Regions from separate parts of the Homo sapiens genome. Here region 2 is linked to region 1. Evidence: read pairs that join two places in POLR2A ChIA-PET (ENCODE). Cell type or tissue: HepG2. All regions are shown on one strand. Each heading gives the region's core, and the rest is flanking DNA. Links, peaks and the distances in the headings are about the cores only.

Region 1 (5,089 bases), core at 355-4,354:
GAACAGCTCTTGTACTGGAGAGTGCCGATGTAGAACATTCCCTGCATCGCGAGAGCTCCCTGGATGGTGCTGGGCTGCAAAGGCCACTCCCCCGGGAGTGCACAGCCTTGCGGTATTAAAGACCGGCACATATTCTGTGACAGTACAGGGCAGTCTGGGCTGGGATGTGGGCACACAGATGTGGGATGGCCGAGCCATGCCTGGGCTCCCGGAGGCAGGGAGGTTTCAATGGTGTTTAAGTCAAGTGAGGAGGATCTGGGGCAGAGGAGGAGAGGGATAGCATATCTGGTAGAGGGAAGCACATATGTCAAGGCCTGGCCTCCAGAAAGAGAGACGGAAGGGGTTCAGCGCGGCTGGGTCGTAGACCATGTCATGTTTATGTGGCCGAGGGCATGGGGTGTGTGCAGCGAGGGTGACTCTGGAGGGGGACACAGACCAGCTCCTGCAGATGCTCTGCCATCTCTGCAGAAAGACCCCCGCTCCAGGCTCCCTGCTGGCCCTTCCAGTCAGATAGAGGGTCTTTGCAGGCCATCTCTTGCTGTGGGCACGCTGAGCAGAGGGTCCCAAAGCCAGTGACAACCAGTTCAGAGGAGGGCCTGGTTTGCGGGGTCAGGGCTGGACACCTTGCTCAGAGGGGTAGCTGGGCCTTGGAGACAAACTTACCGTTTCAGGCAAAAGCGAGGGTTTGCAGGTGGAGGGTGGGAAGCGGGGGAGGAGGAGGAGGAGGAGGAGGAAGGAAGGGATCTCCTCAGAAGCCTGCAGGGTCCAGATTGAGTGTCCGTTAGTTCAGTGTACCCAAGAAAACACTTCAGGAAATGGCCCCTCTTCCCTTTGGGGAAGTGCAAGATGAAGAAGAATTGGAGAGGCTGGCTCACAGTTGTGGGGCAGTGAGGGGGAATTTGGCAGACACCGAAATTGGACACTGGGACCCTTGGCCTGGGACCAGCTTGTGCCCCAGGGCCAGGTGCTGTGGCAACAAAGGAATGCCCAGGGAGCCAGGCAGGCCTCTTCAGCTCTGCTCTTCCTGTCACCCGAGCAACTCGCAGCCTCTGATCCCAGCCTCCTCTGCAGCACGCCGGCAATCATGTCATGCTGTAAAGCTGTTGGAACAATTTCCAGATCATTACAGCGGCTGGCATTTATCTAGGGCTTACCTTGACCCAAGCATTGTAGTATATACATCATGATTTTTCAGCCTCAGCTCTACTGACATCTAAGGATGGATCACTTTTTTTTTTTTTTTTTTTTTGAGACAGGGTCTCCCTCTGTCCCTCAGGCTAGAGTGCAGTGGTACAATCATGGCGCACTGCAGCCTCGACTTCCTGGGCTCAAGCGATTCTCCTCCCTCAGCCTCCTAAGTAGCTAGGACTACAGGCACAGGCCACCACTCCTGGCTAATTTTTAAAGTTTTTGTAGAGATGGGGTCTCGTTTTGTTGTTCAGGCTGTTCTCGAACTCCTGAGCTGAAGCGGTCCTCTTGTCTCACCTGCCTCCCAAAGTGCTGGGATTACAGTGTGAGGCACCAGCCAGCTGGATCAGTCTTTATTGCGGGCACTGTCCTGGGCATGGTAGGACATTTGGCACCATCCCTGGCCTCCACTCACTAGATGCCCACAGCACCCTTCCACCCCAGTTGTGACAACCAAAAATGTCTCCAGGCCACGTGTGGTGGCATGCACCTGTAATTCCAGTTCCTTGGGAGGCTGAGGTGGGAGGATCACTTGAAGCTAGGAGTTGGAGACCAGCCTCAGCAACATAGGGAGACCATGCCTCTACAAAAAAAAAAAGAAAAAAAAAAGCCAGGCATGGTGGTGTGTGCCTGTAGTCTTAGCTACGTGGGAGGCTGAGGCAGGAGGATTGCTTGAGGCCATGAGTTCAAGGCTGCAGTGAGCTACGATCATGCTGCTGCACTCCAGCCTGGGTGACAGAGCAAGATTCTGTCTCTGAAAAAAACAAAAAGGAAAAAGGAAGCTGTGTCTGGACATTGCCAAATGCCCCCCGTTGGGAACCACTGCTTTACACATTGACTCCTTCATTCTCATAGCAACCCATTTCACACACGAGGATTGACTTGGCACCACAGCTGGACCATTGGTGCTGAGGTTTGAACCCAGGTCTGTCTGCATGGGCCTGTACTCAGTTCCTGGATCTATTTTACTGCAGGCTTAGGTGGAAAGGGCGTGGCCCAAAGCCAGATGTGTAGTAGGTAGTCAGGGAAAGGGGCTTTTCTGATGATTTGTCACTGGCTTATTCAGTCAACAAACCAGACCCTAAGTGCAGGTTGCAGGATGAGGAGGGAGCCGGTCAACCTGCAGGAGCACCTGGGTGACCAGCCTGAGGGTTGATGGAGCCATTTGTATTTCTTAGGCAATGATTAACCTGGTTGAGCTGGTAAATCATTCGATAGAACCTTACCCTGGAAAATGCCGGGCTTGCAAATGGGGGGCCGTTGGTTTCACATCTGCTGTTTCTTCATTGGACTTTGTCACCCATGAGGTCAGGAGCCAGCAGCCGAGGGCCGTTGGGAAATTCTCCTTGGGCAGATAGCTGCCACTTTTCCTTGCTAGCCCTGGAGTGCTGTACGTGCCCCAGGAAACTGTCCCATGTAGGGGATTTTCATGGCTGGGCTCTGTGTGTGTTGGGGGCGGGGGGCGGAGGATATTGAAGAAGCGGCCCTGAGTGAAATGCCAGTGGTCCTGAGAGGCGGGGCTGAGACCTCCTCTTTATTTATTTGTCTTTGGAAATTGTACCATTCATGATGAAATCGCCCCTAAAGGACACAGGCAGCAAGGACTGGCCTTTGCTAGACCTGGTAAGCTGGGCAGACCGAGCCCAGAGCAGGGCCTGGGTGCCCCAGCAGGGCACAGGGTGCTGGCTGGTTCCTCTGAAGGCAACTGCGCGTTCTCTTCCCATGTGGAGAAACCAGGCAAATGTGTGTGTGCATGCGCGCGTGCATATGCCAGTGTGTATGTTTGTACATGTGTATTTGAATGTGTGTGTGCAGTGTGCTGTGTGTACATGCTTGTGCATTTGTGTGTGTGTGTATGTGCACACAAGCCTGTGCCGTCCAAGTGCCCATGTGCATATTTAAATGCGCTCACCCGTGTGCGTGGGCAAATGTGTGCACATCTACATGTGTGTCAGAATTATTGTGCGTGTGCCTATGTGATGTGATTTCACCCCACCCCTATGGCTGTAGGACGAAGGCAGTACACACTGAGCACCCTGCCCATGCCCTCGGTAGCACTCCTTCTTTCCTTACTGTTCCACAGTGGATACAGAGAGACCTGAATTTAATACCCAGCTTTGCCAGTTACTCATTGCATGATCTGAGGCTGGTCATGCAAGCTCTCTGAGCCTCAGTCTTCTCATCCGTGAAATGGGAGAATAAGGAACAGCACTGGTGTGGAGTGGCATTGAAGGTCATGGGTCATAGGTGTGTGTGTGGCTGGGGCCTGCCTTAGGTGGCAGTCAGTGATGGCATGCCCTCCCAGCTTTGGGAAGGTCTGGCCCTGTCCATGGAGGTGCAGGAGGGTCGCAGGGCTTTAGTTGCTTCTTTCTGCTCATGCCCCCCTCCCACTCTTGGCTGGGAAACCTTGGCAGCACTGGGCAGGATGGTGTTGACAGGTCTTATCCCGTCAAAGAATGTCTATGTGGCTTCCACCCTCTGTGCTCTAGGTGTGGCCTGGGGTCACATGGCTGCTATTGCTAGGATAGACCAGGAGGACCCAGTGGAGCTGTTTGTGCTTCTGGAATCTACCTGATCAATTAGAAACTACTAGAAGGCTGAAGTCAGGGGCTTTGGTGACCTTGGCTTTTGCCCACTGGTGACCACAGCACTGTCATTCTGAAGTGATGCCTGGTTACAGCACATAGATTCTCCTTACACCCAGGAGAGGATGAAGAAAGTCCTAACCCCATTCTGTGCCCTCCCCAGTTCCATCACACACACCCCAGTTCCATCACACACACCCCAGTTCCATCACACACACCCCAGTTCCGTCACATGCACCCCAGTTCCGTCACATATATCCCAGTTCCGTCACACACACCCCAGTCCCGTCACACGCACCCCAGTCCCGTCACACGCACCCCAGTCCCGTCACACGCACCCCAGTTCATCACACGCACCCCAGTCCCGTCACACGCACCCCAGTCCCGTCACACGCACCCCAGTCCCGTCACACGCACCCCAGTTCCATCACATATATCCCAGTTCCATCACACGCACCCCAGTTCCATCACACACACCCCAGTTCCATCACATATGTCCCAGTTCTATCACACGTACCCCAGTTCCATCACACGCACCCCAGTTCCATCACACACACCCCAGTTTCATCACACACCCCAGTTCCATCACACACACCCAGAGGGTTCTGAGTAACCATGGGCAACCAAAAGCCAGGAAAATGGGGGGATTTCCTCTGCCTCCCAACTGTTTTCTGATTAGTCACTTCTAGCTAATTAGCAAGTGACAAATGGGACAATAAAGCTGAAAATATCCATTGGCTTCCTGGAATCCCAGCCACAGACATGGCACATGGGACCTGGCTGAGAAGCAGAAAAATGAAAAAACATTTGGGGTCCTGAGGAAGGAAGCACAGAGGACCACGTCGGGCCAGCCATGTCAGTGTGTGGCTGTAGGTGGCTGCAGTGTGTGCCTCAAAGACACACTGGGGCCGTGTGCAGTATGTGGGAGCTGTGGGAACCTGCTCTGTCTTCCGTTTTCTCTCCACACTGTCTGGAAGAAGTGATTTCATCTCACAGTCATTTGGTGACTAAGGCAAACTTCCCCCATCCAAGGTGGAAATTGTCACAGGGCCCTGGGGACATCATAGGGGTCTGTGTCCAAGGTGGCCTCTGCTTCCAGAGGTGGCTGAGGCCCCTGTTGTGGACAGTTCCCCTGGATGCATGTGGGTGACAGCTCCTGCTCCCATAGACAGTTCCCCATGCATCCTCAGATGGGTGAGGCTCTGCTGCTGTGACAAAGACTCCCCGGTCCAGGGACTTGAAACAACTTTGTTCTTGCTCAGTCACCATGGACGCTGTTCCCCACCGGCAGTGTGCAGGGGGGCCCTGGCTGGTGG
Region 2 (5,089 bases), core at 671-4,670, 120 kb before region 1:
ATTGGCTTTTTAATTTATCTGTATCTTCTTATTTTTCCAAGTAAAAAAGTCTCTCTTTTTTCTCGTTGAGATGGAGTCTTGCTCTGTTGCCCAGGCTGGAGTGCAGTTGCACCATCTCGGCTCACTGCAATCTCTGACTCCTGGGTTCAAGCAATTCCCCTGCCTCAGCCTCCTGAGTAGCTGGGATTACAGGCGCCCACCACCATGCCTGGATAATTTTTGTATTTTCAGTAGAGACAGGGTTTCTCCATGTTGTCCATGCTGGTCTTGAACTCTTGACCTCAAGTGATCCGCCTGCCTCGGCTCCCCAAAGTGCTGGGGTTACAGGCGTGAGAGCCTGGCCAAAAATATATCATTTTTGAAAAAAAAAATTTTTTTAAAGAGTTCCTAGACTTGTTATGGCCACATTGTTTTGTGGCCACCAGGGGGTTTGTCTGCACTCTTTGCTGGGCTTGCCCCAGGCAATTGGCCAATGGGAAGATTTGCCAGCATCGGGCAGCTGAAGGTGGTGGAGCAAGGGGGAAGGGAGTGCGAACCTGAGCCAGAGGGGCTCCAGGGAAATGGCTGCAGTGGAACCAGGGCAAGGGACAAGGCTCAGAGCCTTCTCTAGGGCTGAGGATGGTGACACCAGGAGGGAGGCCCAGAGAAAGCACCAGGAAAGGTGTGGAAAGTTGCAGAACTCCCAAGAGCTGGTGGAAGCAACAGCACACATCATCAGGGAGCAAGGCAGAGTGCGCAGCAGGGTTTCAAGGGGCTGGGGCAGATGGAACAGGAGGAAAATGAACCTCCCCAGGGACTTGTCACCACTAACTTAGATGATAAGCAGGCAGGTGAGAAATACACAGGCCTTTGGCAGGCTCCATCAGAGGCCAGAGGAAAAAAGGAGGAGATCAGTTGGGGGAGGTCTGAGCTGGGGGGCCAGGAATGCCGAACCTGGTTTTGCCATCTGTCACCCGTGTGGTCTTGGGGAAGGCTTCTTCTTCCCTTCTTTGAGCCTTAGTTCTCCCTACCTGCAAAAGAGACAGGGTGGGGCTGGTCGTAATGGCTCACGCCTGTAATCTCAGCACTTTGGGAGGCTGAAGCTGGTGGATCACGAGGTCAATAGATAGAGACCATGGTGGCCAACATGGTGAAACCCTGTCTCTACTAAAAATACAAAAATTAGCTGGGCATGGTGGTAGGTGCCTATCGTCCGAGCTATTCGGGAGGCTGAGGCAGGAGAATCACTTGAACCCGGGAGGCAGAGGTTGCAACGAGCTGAGATTATGCCACTGCAGTCTGGCCTGGTGACAGAGTGAGACTCTGTCTGAAAAAAAAAAAAATAGGGGTACCCCAGAAGACCCCTATAGATTTAAAATTTTTTTTTTTTTAGCCCTGGCAAGAAAAATGTTCTAGCTTGCTGATCTCTTCCTGGGGATAAGTAAGAGTGACATGGCTGCTAGAATTAGTATGTATTGATGGCCCCTTTAGCACTTCTCCTTTCAAAGAGGTAAATACCAAGTACAGACTCAAAGCTGCGAGTTGCCTCCGTGCTCAGGCTGCGCATGGTGGCTCACACCTATAATTCCAGCACTTTGGGAGGCTGAGGCAGGAGGATCTCTCTTTTTTTTTTTTTTTGAGATGGAGTCTAACTCTGTCGCCCAGGCTGGGGTTCCATGGCGTGATCTCTGCTCACTGCAACCTCCACCTCCTGGGTTCAAGCAATTCTCTTGCCTCAGCCTTCCAAGTAGCTGGGATTACAGGCACCCGCCACCATGCCCGGCTAGTTTTTTTTGTATTTTTAGTAGAGACGGGGTTTCACCATGTTGACCAGGCTGGTCTTGAACTCCTGATCTTGAGAAATCCACCTGCCTCGGCCTCCCAAATTGCTGGGATTATAGGCATGAGCCACCGGGCCCAGCAAGGAGCATCTCTTGAGCCCAGGAGTTCAAGACCAGCCTGAGCAACACAGTGAAGCCCCATCTCTACTAAAAAACAAAAAAAAATGTGAGAGAAACAAAAAATATTTTGTTTGTTAAACAAAAAATGTTAGAGAAACAAAAAACGTTTTGTTTATTAAACAAACAAAAAATGTTAGCCCAGTCTGTGCTGCAAGCCTATAGTCTCAGCTACTTGGGAGGCTGAGGCAGGAGGATTGCTTGAGGTTGGAAGGTTGAGGCTGCAGTGAGCTATGATCACACCATTGCACTCCAGCCAGGGCAAAAGAGCGAGACCCTGTCTCAAAAAAAAAAAAACAAAAACAAAAAACAAACAAACAAAAAAAAACAAAGGCCGGGCATCGTGGCTCACGCCTGTAATCCTAGCACTTTGGGAGGCCGAGGCAGGTGGATCACTTGAGCTCAGGAGTTCGAGACCAGCCTGGCCAACATGGTGAAACCCAGTCTCTACTAAAAATACAAAAGTTAGCCGGGTGTGGTGGTGCACCCCTGTAATCCCAGCTACTCGGGAGGCTGAGGCAGGAGAATTGCTTGAACCCGGGAGGCAGAGGCTGCTGTGAGCCAAGATGGTGCCACTGTGCTCCAGCCTGGGCAACAGAGCAAGAATCTGTTTCAAAAAAAAAAAAATCCTGCAAGTCACCAAATAATGGTATGAAATGAACACAGAATCTAATGTACACAGGCCTGGATTCCAGTCCCCTGTGGCCTTCAGGGTTGAGTCCACGATTGATTGGTGGTGTCTGTCATGGTCAAAGAAATGAGTCAGCTTTCCCACTTTCATACAGATCTAGGGTTTCTCAGCTGCAACTAACCTTTGAGAGAGATTTGCCTAGTTAACCCCTGAGTAAAATCTGCTTAAGATTTTTAGCCAAACAAAATAGAAAAAAATGAATAAAGAGAGAAGTAAACTACTTGCCTGAATCCCTGGCCCAGGACCCAGCCACCTGTCAACCACTGCTATTGTGAAACCACTCAGGCAGAGGGGACACTGTCCAGCTCAGATTCACGGGTCATTGTCATCCACGCTGAATGAAACTCATTAGTCCTTTGTGAGCTGTTCAGGTTTAATGCCTCTAAAATTGCCTGATGAAACTGGAGCGTGGTTGGGAAACAGACAATGGGCCGTCCGGCTGAACAAAGCTGTCCTAAGTGCTCAGCGCAAAGTCGAGTCAGGTCCCGCCCATGGCACCCGGAGTGGAGCCTCAGAAATCATGACTGCTCCCTGTGAATATTCTAGTGTGAGCTCGAGGACAGTAGGGCAGACTTGGGTCCATGCCTGTCCCAGATAAAACCGGGTGAGCGACGCCCTGGGGGCTGAATGGAGGCCCGGCGAGCAGGGTGTGCTTACGGAGAACCAGCCGGGCTGGGGGCAGAACACATGCACTGCTGTGGTGGGCTTTGGGCTCTGCTATGGATTGGATTGTGCGCTCCCAAAATACAAGTCCTAGCCCTCAGCATGTGACCTTTTTTGGAAATAAAGTTTTTGCAGATGTAATAAGTGAAGATGAGGTCATACTGGAGCAGGGTGGGCCCCGATCCGATGACTGTGTCCTTATAAAAAGGGGAAGTTTGGACACAGACACACAGGGAGAACGCCTTGAGCATGAAGGCAGAGATTGCGATGATGTGTCTGTCTACAAGCCAAGGAATGCCAAAGATCACCAGCAGAGAGAGGCATGGAACAGACACTTCCCCCACAGCCCGCAGAAGGAACCAGCCTGCCAACATCTTGATCTTGGACTTCTGGCCCCCAGAACTATGAGAAAATAAATTTCTTGTAGTTGTTTAAAGCCCCCTAGTTGGCGGCAGCTCCATGGAACTGATACAGAAACCTGGCTTTGAGGCCGTCTCTCTGGAAGACTTTGGGCAAATGACTTTCCTCTTTGAGCCTGGGGTTGGGAACCTGAGACTGGGGAGGCCTGGCTGTATAGAAATCACAGGCCATGCCGGGCGCGGTGGCTCACGCCTGTAATCCCAGCACTCTGGGAGGCCGAGGCAGGCGGATCACGAGGTCAGGAGATTGAGACCGTTCTGGCTAACACGGCGAAACCCCATCTCTACTAAAAAATACAAAAAAAAAAAAAATTAGCCAAGCATGGTGGCAGACGCCTGTAGTCCCAGCTACTAGGGAGGCTGAGGCAGAAGAATGGCGTGAACCTGGGAGGCCGGAGCTTGCAGTGAGCCAAGATCGCGCCACTGCACTCCAGCCTGGGTGACAGAGCGAGACTCTGTCTCAAAAAAAAAAAAAAAAAAAAAGAGATCACAGGCCCTTCAGACCCCTTATCCCGACATTTAGAGGTGGAAAACCAGCAGATGGTGACCACTTCACCCTGGGCAACTGGGCTGAAGTGGCCTATTGGGGCCCGGGGCCAGACACAGAAGCAGAGGCAGCCTGTCAGGAAGGCCAGGGGCTGGACAGGCTCACAGAGAGGGTAGGAAGAAACACAAGAGAGAGGAGGCTTTCCGATGATTCCGCGGTTCCTGCTCCCGTGAGGCCTGGTTATTCAGCTTTTGCGGGCCTCCCTTGTGTGAATTCCTTCCATCAATTACCTTCTTGAAGGTTTCACAGGGGCAATATTTTAACTGATCTCTTTCCCTGTCTTTGGAAGTGCTTTGAAAGCTGTAGTGCGAGATACACATTTTCTCAGCAACCACAAACGGTATCCAGCACCTGCTGTATGCAGATGCAGGGTAACAGCCTAGCAGCTGCGGATCTCGGCCCCAGGTGGTCACAGGCCAGTGGGAGTGTCCTGGGGCTGCACGAGACCCTGACATGCCCCGAGAACGTGGCAGTGCCTTCTCCCTCAACTCTGGGTCAAAATAAAAACAGGGAGATGGCCAGCAAAGTGCCCCTGTGTTCCGTTGTTGGCTGTTAAATGCTTTGGTGAAATGTCACATCTCAAATACTTCCCCTTCCTCATCTTTTTTTATTTTGAGAGACATGGGCTAACAGATGAATTGTAAAAAATATGACTGAGGCGGGTCGGGCACGGTGGCTCATGCCTGTAATCCCAGCACTTTAGGAGGCAGAGGCGGGCGGATCACGAGGTCAGGAGATCGAGACCATCCTGGCTAACACAGTGAAACCCCGTCTCTACTAAAAATACAAAAAAATTAGCCGGGCGTGTTGGCAGGCGCCTGTAGTCCCAGCT

What was found. ChIA-PET counts read pairs that join two places held together with the same protein. Peaks named below come from ENCODE experiments on the same cell type or tissue, not always from the same donor. Only the 100,000 strongest peaks of a DNase experiment are listed, where the experiment ranks them.
Region 2: POLR2A ChIA-PET joins it to region 1 with 6 read pairs; 6 of 35 experiments call an interaction of 5 or more read pairs at or near these places.

Annotation. Positions count from the first base shown.
Region 1 is chr16:81,546,903-81,551,991 of GRCh38, forward strand. The region is part of intron 1 of CMIP (c-Maf inducing protein); the gene reads left to right. Among named protein-coding and RNA genes, the nearest start is that of MIR7854, 16 kb to the left of the region's middle. In HepG2, for the core only: no CTCF peak of the experiment used is centred there; DNase peaks (open chromatin) are centred at 2,469 and 3,729.
Region 2 is chr16:81,428,707-81,433,795 of GRCh38, forward strand. No RefSeq gene overlaps it. Among named protein-coding and RNA genes, the nearest start is that of CMIP, 14 kb to the right of the region's middle. RefSeq lists enhancers at 3,802-4,713, 4,346-4,595, 4,714-5,089. In HepG2, for the core only: no CTCF peak of the experiment used is centred there; DNase peaks (open chromatin) are centred at 2,655 and 3,085; H3K4me3 peaks cover 1,257 bases.